Regions from separate parts of the Homo sapiens genome. Here region 1 is linked to region 2. Evidence: chromatin loops called from intact Hi-C (ENCODE). Cell type or tissue: PC-3. All regions are shown on one strand.

What was found. Hi-C counts contacts between places; a loop is a spot of excess contacts. Peaks named below come from ENCODE experiments on the same cell type or tissue, not always from the same donor. Only the 100,000 strongest peaks of a DNase experiment are listed, where the experiment ranks them.
Region 1: a loop joins it to region 2, with 4 times the contacts of the local background. A loop is called at or near these places in 13 of 110 quality-filtered maps.

Annotation. Positions count from the first base shown.
Region 1 is chr2:39,032,298-39,040,297 of GRCh38, reverse strand. It overlaps SOS1 (SOS Ras/Rac guanine nucleotide exchange factor 1), which reads left to right. Exons shown (of 23, transcript NM_005633.4): 7 at 4,798-4,908; 8 at 4,988-5,086. Among named protein-coding and RNA genes, the nearest start is that of SOS1, 85 kb to the left of the region's middle. RefSeq lists a silencer at 7,574-7,774. In PC-3, a CTCF peak has its summit at 4,048; no DNase peak of the experiment used is centred here.
Region 2 is chr2:38,943,621-38,951,620 of GRCh38, reverse strand. It overlaps ARHGEF33 (Rho guanine nucleotide exchange factor 33), which reads right to left. Exons shown (of 18, transcript NM_001145451.5): 10 at 7,591-7,720; 11 at 500-632. The region is part of intron 2 of LOC105374471 (a long non-coding RNA gene); the gene reads left to right. Among named protein-coding and RNA genes, the nearest start is that of ARHGEF33, 58 kb to the right of the region's middle. RefSeq lists silencers at 3,704-3,823, 4,090-4,276, 4,099-4,393 and enhancers at 3,583-4,083, 4,084-4,584, 7,752-8,000. In PC-3, a CTCF peak has its summit at 3,795 (motif pointing left); DNase peaks (open chromatin) are centred at 3,800 and 4,290; H3K27ac peaks cover 1,171 bases.

The DNA of each region.
Region 1 (8,000 bases), 89 kb before region 2:
TGCCTGTAATCCCAGCACTTTGAGAGGCCAAGGCGGGCGGATCACAAGGTCAGGAGATCGAGACCATCCTGGCTAACACGGTGAAACGCCATCTCTACTAAAAAATACAAAAAAAAAAATTAGCCGGGTGTAGTGGCGGGCGCTTGTAGTCCCAGCTACTCGGGAGGCTGAGGCAGGAGAATGGTGTGAACCTGGGAGGCGGAGCTTGCAGTGAGCCGAGGTCACGCCACTGCACTCCAGCCTGGGCGACAGAGCAAGACTCCATCTCAAAAAAATAAAAAATAAAAAAATAAAAGGGGGTGTTGAAACATGCTACAACATGGATGAACTTTGAAAATGTTATGCTGAACACAAGAAGCCAGTCACAAAAGACTACATATTGTATGATTCCATTTACATGTAATATCCAGAATAGGCAAATCCATGGAGACAAAAAGTAGATTTATGGTTGCCTAGGGCTGAGGGGTTTAGGGGATTGGGAGGTAATAGCTGAAGAGTGTGTGATTTCTTTGAGGGGGTGATAAAAATATTCCAAAATAGATTATGATGGTAGTTGCACAATTCTGTTAAACTAAAAATAATCTCATTTTGCCCATTAAATGGGTGAAGTGAATGTATTAGAATTTTATCTCAATAAAGCTTTTCTAAAAACTATAAATTAAAATGTAAAGTCAAGCTAATAAAAATGGTCAAAAGCTATTAATAAACAATTCTCAGAAGAGAAGATACAAATAAATGGCGCACAACCATATAAGTAGATTCTCAACCTTACTAGTAATCAGGGAAATACATATAAAAATAACACTGGCATAGTCTCACAACATCAGGCTAACAAATTTTAAGTCTGATAGTATCAAATGTTGACAAGGAAGTGGACAACTGGGAAAAATCACTGCTGCTAAGTATATAAATCGATATAATCACTTTGGAAAGCAACTTCCCCTTCTAGTTTACATGCTCTAAAAAATATTCATGCATATGTGCACACTAAGTTATACAGGCATACCTCAGAGATATCGTGGCTTAGGTTTCAGACTACTGCAATAAAGTGAATGTCACAATAAAGCAAGTCACTATTTTTTTGGCTTACAGTGCATATAAAAGTTATGTTTACACTATCCTGTGGTCTAGTAAGCATGCAGTAGCATTATGTCTAAAACAACATATATACCTAGATTTAGAAATACAGCTAAGAAAATGCTAATAATCCTCTCAGCCTTCAGTGAGTCATAATCTTTTTGCTGGTGAAGGGTCTTGCCTTGATGTTGATGGCTGCTGAAGGTTGGGGTGACTGGCAGTTTAAATAATAAGCAACAATGGGGTTTGACACAACTGTTCGCTCTTTCTTTTATGAAAGATTTCTGTGTAGCTGGTGATGTTGTTTGATAGCACTTTACCCACAGTAGAAATTCTTTCAGTATTGGAGTCAATCCTCTCAAACTCTGCCACCGTTTTATCAACTAAGTTGATGTAATATTCTAAGTCCTTTGTTGTCATAAAAATGTTCATAGTATTTTCACCAGGAGTAGGTTCCATCTCAAGAAACGACTTTTTTTTTTTTTTTTGAGACGGAGTCTCATTTTGTTGCCAGGCTGGAGTGCAGTGGTGTGATCTCGGCTCACTGCAACCTCTGCCTCCCAGGTTCTAGCGATTCTCCTGCCTCAGCCTCCCGAGTAGCTAGGACTACAGGTGTGTGCCACCATGCCCAGCTAATTTTTGTATTTTTAGTAGAGAGAGGGTTTCACCATGTTGGCCAGGATGGTCTCGATCTCTTGATCTCGTGATCTGCCTGCCTTGGCCTCCCAAAGTGCTGGGATTACAGGCGTGAGCCACCGCGCCCAGCCAAGAAACCACTTTCTTTGCTCATCCATAAGAAGCAAATTCTCCATTCAAGTTTTATCATAAACTTGCAGCAATTCAAGTCACATCATCAGGCTCCACTTCTAATCCTATTTCTCTTTCTATTTCCACCACATCTGCAGTTACTTCCTCCAACTAAAGTCTTGAACTTTTCAAAGCCATCCCTGAGAGTTGGAATCAACTTCTTCCAAACTCCTGTTAATGTGGATATTTTGACCTTTCCCATAAATAACAAATGTTCTTACTGGCATCTAGAATGGTGAATCCTTTCCAGAGGGTTTTCAGTTGATTTTATCCAGCTGCAGCAGAGGAATCACTATCTATGTCAGTTACAGCCTTACAGAACATATTTGTGAAATAATAAAACTTGAAGGTCAAAATTATTCCTTGATCCATGGGCTGCAGAATGGATGTTGTGTTAAGAGACTTGAAAACAACATTAATCTCCTTGTATATCTCCATCAGAGCTCTTAGGTGTCTAGGTGCAATGTCAATATTTTGAAAGAAATTTTTTTTTTTCTGAGCTGTTGGTCTCAATAGTGGGCTTAAAGTATTCAGTAAACCATGTTGTAAACAGTTGTACTATCATCCAGGCTTTGCTGTTGCATTTATAGGGCACACCCAGAGTAGATTTAGCACAATCCTTAAGGGCCCTAGGATTTTCAGAATGGTAAGTGAACACTGGCTCAATAGTAATGGTGAAGAAGTTTGAAATATTTCGACACAGAGACAAAATTAGCACATGCTGTTGGAAAAATGGGGCCAAAAGACTTGCTTCACACAGGGTTGCCACAAATCTTCAACTTGTTAAAAAAAAAAAAGGCAATATATGCAAAGCACAATAAAGTGAAGCACCATAAAGTGAAGTGTACCTGCATACCAAGTGCAAATTACAGAATTTTTTTTTATAATTGTGAAAAACAAGAAACAGTTATCTATCAGTGGAGAATGGATTAGAGAAAACTGATATATTCATACAGTAGAATATTATAGTTTTAAAATAAACTGAAAGGAACTGTATGAATCAAAATAGATGAATCTTGAAAAATTTTTGAGTATAAAAGGCAACTTATAGATGAATGTATACATTATGATATTTGGCATATGATCATTTCTGAATTGGAAGAGACCTAAGCTATAAGCATCTCTTCACATTTTTAGTCTTCTCTTCCGTCCACTGTATTCATGCCTGACTCCATCCTCTTGTTGTTTTTGAAACTTTACTATCAATTTCTGTAAAACGTAATAGACTCCAATTTCTGGTGTTATATTATGATAGCAATTTTTAGTTGAGAAGAAAGTTGAAGGAGTTAAAAATTGGGAAGTCAACTAAGAGCCAGCTCAAGGAATCCAGTATGACTTGGAAGTTTACATGCCATATTGCAAAATGCAACAACCAGAACTCACGTCTTCTGATTTCTGATCTGGTGGTATTACTGTTCAATCATTTCTTAAAAAGCAATCTGAGGCCAGGCGCAGTGGCTCACACCTGTAATCCCAGCACTTTGGGAGGCTGAGGCAGGAGGATCACTTGAGTCCAGCAGATCAAGACCAGCCTGGTCAGGCCGGGCGCGGTGGCTCACACCTGTAATCCTAGCACTTTGGGAGGCCGAGGCGGGCGGATCACGAGGTCAGGAGATAGAGACCATCCTGGCTTACACGGTGAAACCCTGTCTCTACTAAAAATACAAAAAAAAATAGCCGGGCGTGGTGGCGGATGCCTGTAATCCCAGCTACTCGGGAGGCTGAGGCAGGAGAATGGCGTGAACTTGGGAGGCGGAGCTTGCAGTGAGCCGAGATCGCGCCACTGCACTCCAGCCTGGCCGACAGAGGGAGACTCCGTCCCAAAAAGAAAAAACAAAAAACGACCAGGGTGGTCAACATGGCAGAAACCCTGTCCCTACAAAATACACAAAAAATGTAACCAGGCGCGGTGGTGTGCGCCTGTGGTCCCAGATACTCAGGAGACTGAGGTGGGAGGATTGTTTGAGCCCAGGGGGCAGAGGTTGTAGTGAGCCAAGATTGCACTACGGCACTCTAGCCTGGGTGACAGAGTAAGACCAAGATCCTGTTTCAAAAAAAAAGCAATCTGAAAAATAACATTAAGGGTGATTTAATTCATAACAACCTTTCGTTGTTTCATTCCCTTCTGCCTTTTTCTACTATGCTCCTCCACTAGATGTCCTATTCCTCTTGCTAGAATTACCCTTTATGGAAATGAGCTCATGCTAGAATCTAGAGCACCATTTTCATAATAGTTTTATACAAGATAGAAGAGTAGCGACTCTATTTCTCCTGCTAAAATCAAGATACCTACTCTCTTTTTCCCCAGAAATCTTCAAAACCAGTAGATTCTGGTCTTTTTAACTGAGCCATTAGAATTTAGTTTATTGATTGGTGATATTAATGATGGCAAAATTTTGGGCAGTTCGGATTTTGTTTAATTGTTTTGTGAAATTATCACAATGAATTTTAGATGACATGAACTGTTACTTCTGGTTTATAGAATACGAAAGTACATGTCCACCACTGAGAACTATAAAAACATGTCTGGCTTCAGTATTCTAAATGTTTATACCTTACCTAGTTGTACATATCTATATTCTTTGTTGTTGTCAAGTTAAGATTTGTTTTCTAGAACCAAAAGTCTGCCCACTCTTATGGCCATGTTTGTTGATAATACTCTACTGGAAACCTTTAATGAGAGCTGTTATAACATATAAGGATTTTATTATTCATCAGAAAGAACTGATTTACTCTCTTACTTGAGAATATTGGGATCTCTTCTATTAAAATTATAATTAGTAGTCATATAATTTTTGCTTAGAGACTTTCAAAGACATACATAATTGTGCTCGCATAGTCGTGCCCCATAATTAAATCTTTCTGTGTTTGTAATGGTAAATTATTTATGTTTTACCTTCTTTATTTTCTAAGGAACTGGCATTTGATCCATATGAATCGTATGCTCGAGATATTTTGCGACCTGGTTTTCATGATCGTTTCCTTAGTCAGTTATCAAAGCCTGGGGCAGCACTTTATTTGCAGGTATAGTAATTTTTAAATGAAGATGTACAATGTCTGAAAAGTAAACTTAAAAAAAAAATTAAATCACTTTTTTTTCCAGTCAATAGGCGAAGGTTTCAAAGAAGCTGTTCAATATGTTTTACCCAGGCTGCTTCTGGCCCCTGTTTACCACTGTCTCCATTACTTTGAACTTTTGAAGGTAAGAAAACTCTTTATTGTTATTTGTAACATATTCAAGTGTGAATTTTTTTTTTTGCTACTTCATTTGTAAATTATTGTGTGAGTACCCTGCACATTAGTGTGTTTCTGTTTTCTTTTTCCAGTCAAGAAGCAAATGGAAATCAGTCTGCAAAAGAGTAGCATATTTTCTCGTCTTAGTAGTGAATTTTATTTTTGTTGTTTTTTAATTTTTTTGTTTTTTGTTTTTTCTTTTTTTTATTTTTGGTTTTTTAGTGAATGTTAAAGCAATTGTCAGATATTTTTGTCTTGTACCTTTACTTTTTGTTTACATGGCTGATTCTTTGAAAACAACCTTGGATTTATGCATCGCAGTTTCCATTTGGGGACCTCAGCAGACTCAGGGACTCAGTGTGAGGATAAGGGAGCCAGTGTGAGGATAAGGCCAAAGTAATGGGGAAGGTTAGTTTACCTGACTTTCATAGCTCAAGTTTGCAACTATCTGTATTAAACTGTTTATCATTACTTTAGAAACAATAAATTTCTGTAATCTCAGTAAAAATTGCCCATTTGATCACAGTTCAAAATACTAAGCACTGACTGAAAGGAAAGGGGTTGTCTCTTTTTTCTTTTCCTGTTATATACTGAAATTAAATAAAAGTCTGTATAAATTATAATTCAATAGTGTAGCTCAAAGTGATATTCTCTCTACCTTTAATGGACTAGCCTTGTAAAGACAAAAGAAGACATGCATTAATAGCGTTATTATTTCTTTAGCTTTCAAATGAGTATTTGTTTCATCAAAGAAAACTTCTGTTTAGTATCATGATTCTTTCACAGAGAATATATTACTGGAAATCATATTTATAGTTTGCAGATGATAAAATGGGCTCTCTGTAATGAATCAATGAATGAATAGAAGGTCTGTGAATTTATTAACAGTAAACTGGAGGAACTCTCATCCTTACATTTTCTCAGGTCTCTGCACTGCATAGTAGTCATTTGGAATTCAGTTTGATTTCTCAATTAGGAATGTTTACATTGAGAAAGGACTAAGGGAGTTAAAAGGTATTTTTAATCACTAGGCAGAAATGACAAAGCTCTTAGCAATAGCATACCATTTAAGGTCTTTGGAAATACAGGATGAGTATCTTAAGAGGATAATCAAGAGAGGAAGCATTTAGTATGTAAAATCTTTAGAAAGAATTCATTATTACTAACTATAGTTATAATGGGACATTTACACACTGTTTTGTTATATAGAATTTTTCTTTGTAATGGTTTCTCTAATAACGGGATTTTTTTTTTTTTAACCTGAGCCTGTAATGAAATTCAGAAAGATTCAAAGGCCATATAAAATCTTAAGGCCGTTATCAGTTTATAAATAAAAACAAGAATGCCAGGTGTGTTGGCACACGCCTGTAGTTCCAGCACTTTGGGAGGCTAAGACAGGAGGATTGCTTGAGCCCAGGTGTTCAAGACCAGCTTGGGCAACATGGCAAGACCCTGTCTCTACAAAAATAGAAATAAAATTAGCCAGGAATGGTGGTGCACACCTGTGGTTCCAGCTACTCAAAAGGCTGGGCAGGAGGAACACTTGAGCTCAGGAGGTCGAGGCTGCAGTGAGCCATGACCACGCCTCTGTACTCCAGCCTGAGAAACAGAGCAAGCCCCTGTCTCAAAAATACAAAACAAAACAACCTTCCCCTCCAAATGAACCCAAGAAGCTTTGATGAAAGTTCAGAAGGCTATAAAACCCAATCATCTTAATAATATAAAAGAAATTTTTACTCCTTCAAGTGTAGGCAATTAAAATTTCTAAAATTATAACTTACATTAATAGAATTTTAATAAGTGCATCATTTAGCAATTTAAGATTTCTACTGATTTAAGCATGTGTATCCCTTGTTCGTATTACTGCCTAAGTTATATTGCAAAGTTAGCAGTATATTGGGCAGGAAATTTTGTCTAATTAGTCCACAAGACTCTCATCACTTTTTTTTTTTTTTTTTCTGCACACCTATAATCCCAGATACTCAGGAAGCTGAGGCAGGAGAATCACCTGAACCTGGGAGGCGAAGGTTGCAGTGAGCCAAGATCACGCCATTGCACTTCAGCCTGGGCAAAAAGAGCAAAACTCCATCTCGAAAAAAAAAAAAAGAAGAAAAAGAATTTCCTAGCAGCCCTGGATATGCCAAATGTGTTCAGGGTTCCATGGGTATCCCGGTTCATATTACTGCCTCTTCGCTTGTTCTTTTTTCCCATTTATCTGGAATTCCTCTTCTACCCTCTCCAGGCTGGAGTGCAGTGGCATGATCTCAGCTCACTGCAACCTCTGCCTCCCAGCTTCGAGCGATTCTCCTGCCTCAGCTTCCCAAGCAGCTGGGATTAATTAAAGGTGTGTGCCACCACAGCCGACTAATTTTGTATTTTTAGTAGAGACAGGGTTTCACCATGTAGGCCAGGCTGGTCTCGAACTCTTGACCTCAGGTGATCCGCCCACCTCAGCCTCCCAAAAGTGCTAGGATTTCAGGTGTGAGTCATCATGCCCAGAGTGAGTTCCTTCCTTTCTTTACATACATCTCTTTAGAGAACTTGTTCCATTTTTATTGTCTGCCTTATCATTCAACTGTTTGCTCTGTGAAGAATGGAGCCCTATTATCTTTGAATTCTCATACCTATTACAGTGTCTGGCATTTAGGCTTTCAATAAATGCTTGTTAAAAAATGAGTGGCAAAAAATATATATACATTTTCCTTTAAATTCTTATGTCTTATATTTTAAAGAAAGTTTAACTGTAAATTTTATATAATTACCTTTATTTTGGAAACTTAGGTAGAATGCCTTAAACTTTACAAAGTCAAAAGATAAGTTTAGCTATTAATAGTATAAGACTGTTGAACACAAAGAAACAATAAAATGGTGGTTACCAGAGG
Region 2 (8,000 bases):
ACTTTTTTTTTAATTTAATAAAGACAGGGTCTTGCTGTGTCGCTCAAGCTAGTTTTGAAGTCCTGGGTTCAAACAATTCTCCTGCTTCAGCCTCCCAAAGTGTTGGGATTACAGGCACGAGCCACCACACCCGGCCCACAAATATATATACATACATTTATATAAAAACACACACACAATACATACACACATCGACATGCGTATTCAATGGAGGCAGTTATAATACAGTGGAAAGTTATGAACTAGAAGTCAGAAGACCTAACTTAGGCCTCTGAAAGTCACACATCTCCAACTACCTAGCTAGCGGGGTGATTTCAGCAAGGCTTTTAAATCTCTCTGAATCATTCCATGATCTGTATGTAGAATGAGAAAGTTAGACTAGATCTCAGTGGTTCTAGCTGTGAAATTCACTGCTTCTAGATTCTCTATTAAGAGAAGTAGACAAATGAGACACAAATCCGTATAAGTAAAATGTATAGAGGGGCAGAAAAAACCTTACCTCGTCATTTGTTAACTTAAGGAATAAATCTCCAAGAACGCCTTGGCGTGGCCACTTCAGGACCCTTTCCTGCAGTGCGTGAAGCAGATCCAGGTGCTGCTGGACGAGGTACCGTAAAGAGCCAGGGAAGAGGCTTGAAACAGAATAGAGACGGAATCACACAAACAAGGTGTAGAGAAGAAAGGACCCTACAAAAATACATGCAGCAGGGCCCATTCTCCCAGCCATCCAACATACTGTGAGTCACAGGCCTGCATTAAGGATTTTTTAAAGTTTTTCATTGCACACCTAATAGCAGATATCCCGACTACAGAAAAACAAAACAAAACAAAAAAAACCTTTACTAATGGCTTCTATACAAATGTGTATTGAACTAATAAAGAGGCCTGGCATGCCACACCTGTAATCCCAGCACTTTGGGAGTTGGGCGGATCACCTGAGGTCAGGAGTTCGAGACCAGCCTGGCCAACATGGTGAAACCCCATCTCTACTAAAAATACAAAAATTAGCTGGGCATGGTGGCATGCACCTAATTCCAGCTACTTGGGAGGCTAAGGCAGGAGAATCACTTGAATCCGGGAGGTACAGGTTGCAGTGAGCTCAGATCACGCCACTTCACCCCAGCCTGGGTAACAAAGCGAGACTCTGTCTCAAAATAAATAAATAAATAAAATACAAATAAATAAAGAGCACATCACTTGAAAGACCTTTTTACATGCTCATTTAAATGACACGCAGTGGAAATTCTAAGGGATACCTTTTTCAATGTTTTAGAGCTATTCCTATTTGATGTGCAAAATAGTCTATTCTAATTAGTGTTGTAGATGCAGCACTGAGGTGGCATCTACAAGACCATTCTCAGCTACCAGTAGGAGACTGCTATTTAGGTAAGTAGGAAAATTTGTTTAAAGTTGGCAACTAAAAAGCTCAGGGAGTTGTAGGGTATCAGAGGGTTTCTTTTTTCCTTTTCTTCAGTTTCTAAGAGGAATACTGGGCCAGGACAGTCTTGTCTGGGTAGGCTATTAATACAGTTTGGATGTGTGTCCCTGCCCAACTCTCATACTGAAATGTAACCCCCAGTGTTGGAAGTGGGCTTGGTGAGAGGTGATTGTATCATGAGGGTGAATTTCTCGTGAATGGTTTAGCACCATCCCTTTTGCTACTGTCCCACCAAGTGATAGTGATGGTGAGTGAGTTCTCATGAATTCTGGCTGTTTAAAAGTGCGTAGCGCCTCCCGTCTCTCTGTCTTGCTCCTGCTGCGCCCTGTGACATGCCTGCTTCCCCTTCGCCTTCCACCATAATTGTAAGTTTCCTGAGGCCTCCTCAGAGGCTGAGCAGATGCCAGCATCGTGCTTCCTGTACAGCCTGCAGAACCGTGATCCAATTAAACCTCTTTACTTTACAAATTACCCAGTCTCAGCTATTCTTTATAGCAATGTGAGAACGGCCTAACACAGCTACTGACCAGGCCTGGCTTGCTACTCCCTGGAATTTTACAAAGCACTTTTTCTACCCTTCCATCCCTCTCTTCTCCATCTTGCAATGTACCTCCTTTTTTCTTTTTTTTCCCTTTTTCAGAAGTAAGGAAGGGAAGAAGGGAGACGTCAGAGAAGGGTGGGGTGGAGAGGAGAGATAGAGAATCATGGGAGGAAGAGGAAGGGGGACTAGCTGGGTAAGAGTGATGTGATTAGAGGCCTATAGAAAAGAGGAAGAAAAAAATAAAAAGAAGCAGAGTTTTTTTGGGTTACAGCAAGGATTGGAGCTCTAACTTGGTGACTTAAGGTAGGTTCCTTTATGCTTTCAGCACCGCAAGTTTAACAAACAGAAAAGAGATGGTCTGGTTGATCTGAACTTACTTGAATATTTCCCCAGGGTCAAATGAGAGTAAACTCGTGGACAACTGGGGTGCTTTCCCAACAAGCAAACCTTTGTTGGAACAATAGGAAGGATGCCAGATCGAGAGGAGGTTTTTTTCAACTCATTTCCAAGCAAAGCAAAGTGACCTCTGTGACTGTAGCTCAGAGGAGACACACAAACACGAGAATAGGGTACCTAGCCCCCTATGAAAGGATATGAGGAAGACTTCCACTCCCATCTTCCACTCCCTCCACCTCCTGTGCCTGGATCCCCTACAGGTACAAAAGAGGAGAGGCCTCCTGACCTGAGCGCTTACAATGGAACAGTGGGTTTAGGAGATCAAAGAAATCCCTGTCCAGATCAGAGGGGAATTTGGAGGGGTAGCTACGGGGTATACTGACTGGGAGAAGACCATAAACCTGATGGAGAAAAACACAACTGATTGTACTGAAAGTGTAAAATGCTGCACCAGCCAAAGATCTAGGTGCAAAAGATTTCTTCCTACCCAGTGGTTGTAAATGACTTTGTGTAATAGTCCTGGTGTGACCCTGGAAGATATTAGGGCACCATGGGAAGATCTGACTTTGTGAAGAATTGTCCATATATGTATATAAAATGTCTTGGATTATCGATTTCCTTTTTCTTTCCTTCATTCCCCTTCCTCCCTCCCTCCCTTTCTTCCTCCCTTCCTCTCTCCCTCCTTCCCTCCCTCTCTCCTTCCCTTTCTTCCTTCCTTCTCCCTTTCTTTCCAGAGAGCTGCATTCTGCTACACTGTGGTCAATGTACTTGGAGAATGGGAGAGCTGGTACCAATCTCCTCCTGGACTGCCCACCGGGATGACTGTTTGAGATTTCAGGGTGGGGTTGGAGAAGGCTAAGGCCTCCATCAAGCATTGTGGAAGCACATAAGTTACATGAAAAACAATGACCTACAGTGGATTCTATACGAAACATTGAAAACGGGCTTTAAACCTTTTAAAAAAATTTAACAAGGGTATTATTTGAAATTAGGGAGGAGTGTGAAATCAGAAGACAGACAGCAAAGGGAGAAAGATGGCAAGTACAAGCCACACTTAACCTGTTTCACTCTTTTGCCTGGCGCCAGACCTGACGCCCAGAAGCAACTTTTTCATGAAGACGAAGTATTCAGAGCTCAGCTTTTTTTTTTTCCTATTCCTTACTGGGATGAAATTTTGGCAACATTAGTAGTTTATTATTTCTAAAGCCTTCAAAGTTTTTATCTCCTAACAATATAGTACTTAATCAATGAGGGAAATACACTAAAAGCAAGAAAGAAAAATCCAGTTATAGTTTGAGGTTAATAATGTAGCTTTTGTCAGCCCAGAATGAGGCCAAAATAACTCCTGAGCTTGGCAGTAGCAGGTTCCCGCCACCCTGGATGGGCATGATCATTAAACGTGTGCCACCTGGTGGTGATCTGTAGCACGAAGCTTGTTGAGCTCTTGGTGGACACAGCACTGGAGTTTAGCTTACAAGGCTAATTGACAATCCTGCTGAGCTGATCACTGCTCCCTCCATAAGTGTTCAGACAGAACTGTGATCCTGAGGCTGTGGCTCTACCTAGGTGAGTCAGAGCCAAAAAGCCCAGAACTCCAACTTCTGTGATCCTTCGACAAATGACAGCCTGGGCAACAGAGCAAGACACCGTCTTTATAATAAACTGAAAAAGTAGCTGTTAGTGGTATGATGTATAAGAGCACAGGGTGGCTCATGCCTGTAATCCCAGCTGGGGATGCTGAGGTGGGAGGATCACTTGAGCCCAGAAGTTTGAGGCTGCAGTGAGCTGTGACTGGGCCGCTGCACCCTTCTCCAGCCTGGGCGACAGACAGAGACCTTGTCTCTAAACAAAACAAACAAATGAATCATAGCCCTCAAGTTCTGCCCAGGTTTCAGCCAGCAGCAATGTGCCCCTGCAACTTCCAGCCCTTTCAGCCAGGGGCACGGCTGGCTTCAAACAGGCTGAGGAAGCTCTTGAGTGACTCACTTTTCTTTAGGAAAAACCTAAGGTTTTATTTAATAGGTTGGAGAAGATGTGGCCACCTCAGGCTTGAATGTCAAGTTGTACTTGCAGTGGAGGTTATTTGCATCCCAACTTACTTTCCAATGGGGTAAAAAGTGCTGAAGGTTTGTGGTTTGTGATGGGAAAGTTAGTAAATGTTAATATACTTACTTTCATCTTTGCATGGAGAAAAATGCCGATAGTAAATGTTAATATACTTATTTTCATCTTTGCATGGAGAAAAATGCCGATAGAGAAAAGGAACAATTTCATTCTGCTTTGTATTTCCTTCAGCTGGTCTATTTAAAGTACACACAAAGGCTGGGCACAGTGGCTCACACCTGTAATCCCAGCACTTTGAGAGGCTGAGGTGGATAGATCACTTGAGGTCAGGAGTTCGAGACCAGCCTGACCAAAATGGTGAAACCTAATCTCTACTAAAAATATAAAAATTAGCTAGGCATGGTGGTGTGTGCCTGTAATCTCAGCTACTCAGGAGGCTGAGGCAGGAGAATCACTTGAACCCGGGAAGTGGAGGTTACAGTGAGCCGAGATAATGCCACTGCACTCCAGTCTGGGCAACAGAGTGAGATCCTGCCTCAAAAAAATAAAGAAAGAAATAAAGTACACACAGAGGTTTCAGGAAAGCTTTAAAGAAGAAAGATAATGAGTGGAGGAGGATAATGAAAATCTAACCCTAAAATAGAAAAACGGCAGTACCACCAAGCTCAGAACCAGAGACTTCATATTCAGTACTAACGAAGAGGGTGGGGTTGAAGCTTTTCTCTGCTTGGTCCATGCAAAGAAAAAAGAAGGTTAGTCTAGCAAATAACTAACATGAATAGCATTATCGCAGATATCTTGAAATAACTATGATCTTACTTTCATAGAGGATTGTATGATAGCTTTAATTTTTCAATCTCGTAGGATTTGAGGGAGAGATCTACTCCTTCCTCCCAGTGATGGGTCATAAGAGAACAATTTAGAAAAATAGGAAGTGGCAGCAAGTCAATAAGGGCCTTCTCTTTATCTACCCAAATCTTCTGCAGGGTCTGGTCTCTCCCCTATGACCTCCCGCCTGCTGGAGGCTTGCAACAAGGGCTAGACAACATATGTAGCAGACTTAACAAATCAACTGAGATCTGAAGTAAAAACGTACAGGCTGTTCAAGAGGGAAGACTGAATTTTGAAATAGGAAGAGACAACTGTATCCTTCTGGCTCTCTGAGAAACTTTACACATTGCAGTTAATGAAGCCAGTGGCTTTGGGGAAGTGGTATGATGTATAAGAGCACACACTACAGGGTCCGGCAGGCTTGCGTTTGAATCCCGGCACTAATTGGTTCTGCGGCTTTAAGCTTCTCTGGGCCTTAGTTCCTTCGTCTGTAAGGTAGGGGTCACAGGGTTCTGCTAAATATTTCGTGAAGTTACGAATCAAGTGCCTAGCAGAGCAGCTGCTTACTACTCCCTTCCACAGTAAACAGTTTTCTCTTTTCCCTGACTTACCCCGCCTCCCCAGATTTTCAGACTAAGAAGAGACGCTGCTGGCTTAGAATTTTCTATGTGGAAGCAAAGCCACACCAAAGGGTACACCGCCTTTAGATTTCATTACCATAAACTGAGTAGGTCTTTGGCAACAGCAAGACAGCTGGAGCCCATAGAGACTTCCAGAGGCCTGCAGCGCAGCTGGGAGGGTCAAGGAGGGGGAACTGGAAGGGCCAGATAGGGAAGGAAGGATGGCTGAGAATCTAGGCAGTATCTGAGAGGTGAGGCCCAGTCCAGATGGTCACAGCTTTAGCTGGGTCACCTTAGCCTTTCTGTTCTTGTTGCTTCATATTTGGTTTACCTCTGTTTTGTAGTAAAATAACTCTTGAAAATAGGCCACTCGTGGGTTTGTCAGGGAGTAGTGCCTCACTCGGTCATTTAGGTAGGAGGGCAGCGTGTGTTTTGAGTGTATTGTTGGCAGCCACCAAGTCAAATAGATTTGGGGGGATGGTAAGGAGCAAGAAAATATAATTAGGGGCTTCCCTGGGTAGATTCAGAATTTATGAACCACCAGTGTATATTACCCAATGGAATGTTTAAAGTAATAATGCCACATATGTCCACAGTAGTCCATAATCCAGACTTTCCATTCTTTTGGATTGGCCTTTTCTTCAATTTTTCTGGATTATTATATATTCATTACATTAATCTTTTTCACCAAGTCTTACTTTCCTCCTTCCTGCTTTCTCTCAACAGAGAGGGAAACAGAAAAAAATCTAGACTATGAACAGATATAGGTGGAGTGTTGCGGCATTGGGAAAGCGTGCTGTTACAACAGGTGGCAGACCCTATGAGCGCGCACACACACACACACACACACACACCCATGCATTACTCAGTACCATAAGATCACCCACATGAATAATAAGGCCCAGGTCCAGAGTTATATCAGCCCTGTGTCATTTCTCTAATGGCCACTGAGTGCTTCGGTTTGCCACACATTCATTCTCTTGTGCTTCTAAGAGACCTGTGACCCATGGGGACTCCATGCAGATGGCAACAGAGACCAACGCCTCCCTCACTGTAGCATTTGTTCCCCCTTTAAGTTTTTAAAAGACATGTTAGAGACCCTGAAGGCCCAGGAGACTATACTCATTTTCTTACATTGATGAAAATCTAAGTTTAAGACTTGCCAGGGGTTCCCTATTGCTATGATCTAAATGTGTCCCCCAAAATTCATGTGCTGGAAACTTAACCCCCAATGCAACAGTACTGGGAGGTGGAGCCTATGGTGGGTGTTTAGGTTGTGAGAGCTCCGCACTATGAATGGATTATTGCCACTACAAAAGGGGCCTGAGGGAGTGGGTTCTCCTGCTCTCTCCTGATCTTCTGCCATGTAAGGCTGCAATGTTCCTCCTCTCTGGAAGACACAACAACAAAGTGCCATCTTGGAACCAGAGATTCAATCTGCCAGCACCTCGATCTTAGACTCCCCAGTCTCCAGAATTGTGAGAGAATAAATTTCTGTTCATTAAAAGTTATCCAGTCTACGATATTCTGTCATAGCAGCACAAAGTGAACTGAGACATCTGCCATCACTGCCTCTTCTCTTTTCAAAGACTATTTCTGGAACTCTTCATAGGCCCCAGAAATCCCAAAGTGGAAACAATAAACCACTTACCTTAAATCCTAATCAATCTGAAAAGCAAAGGCAATGAGTGCATGGATACCTTCTCTCTTTGGAATTCCTCTTTCCATCTGACCCCTGGAATGTGGCTTTTATCTTCAAGATCAGAGAGATGTTAATGACATATTTTCTTTCAGATTCAAGCAGTTCCAGGGCCACAGTCTGTCTTTTAGCTTTAGAAACAAACCAAAGAGGACTTGATATTAACCATTTCTTCCTAAAATCCCATTAAATGCAAGCAATAAAAGTGATAAAAGGATATTGAAAGCAATAAAAAAAAAACCATCTGCAAGTTTTTGAAAGGTAGAAAGCAGAATGGAGGCGCAGTAATTCATTCAGCAGAGCAAAGGGCACGAAGTCTTGGTGTCCCCATCTGCAGCTGGAAAATCTGCTGAGAAGCATCTGGAAAGCTCAAGGATTGGAGACACCAGGGGCAATATAGATAGTGCAAAT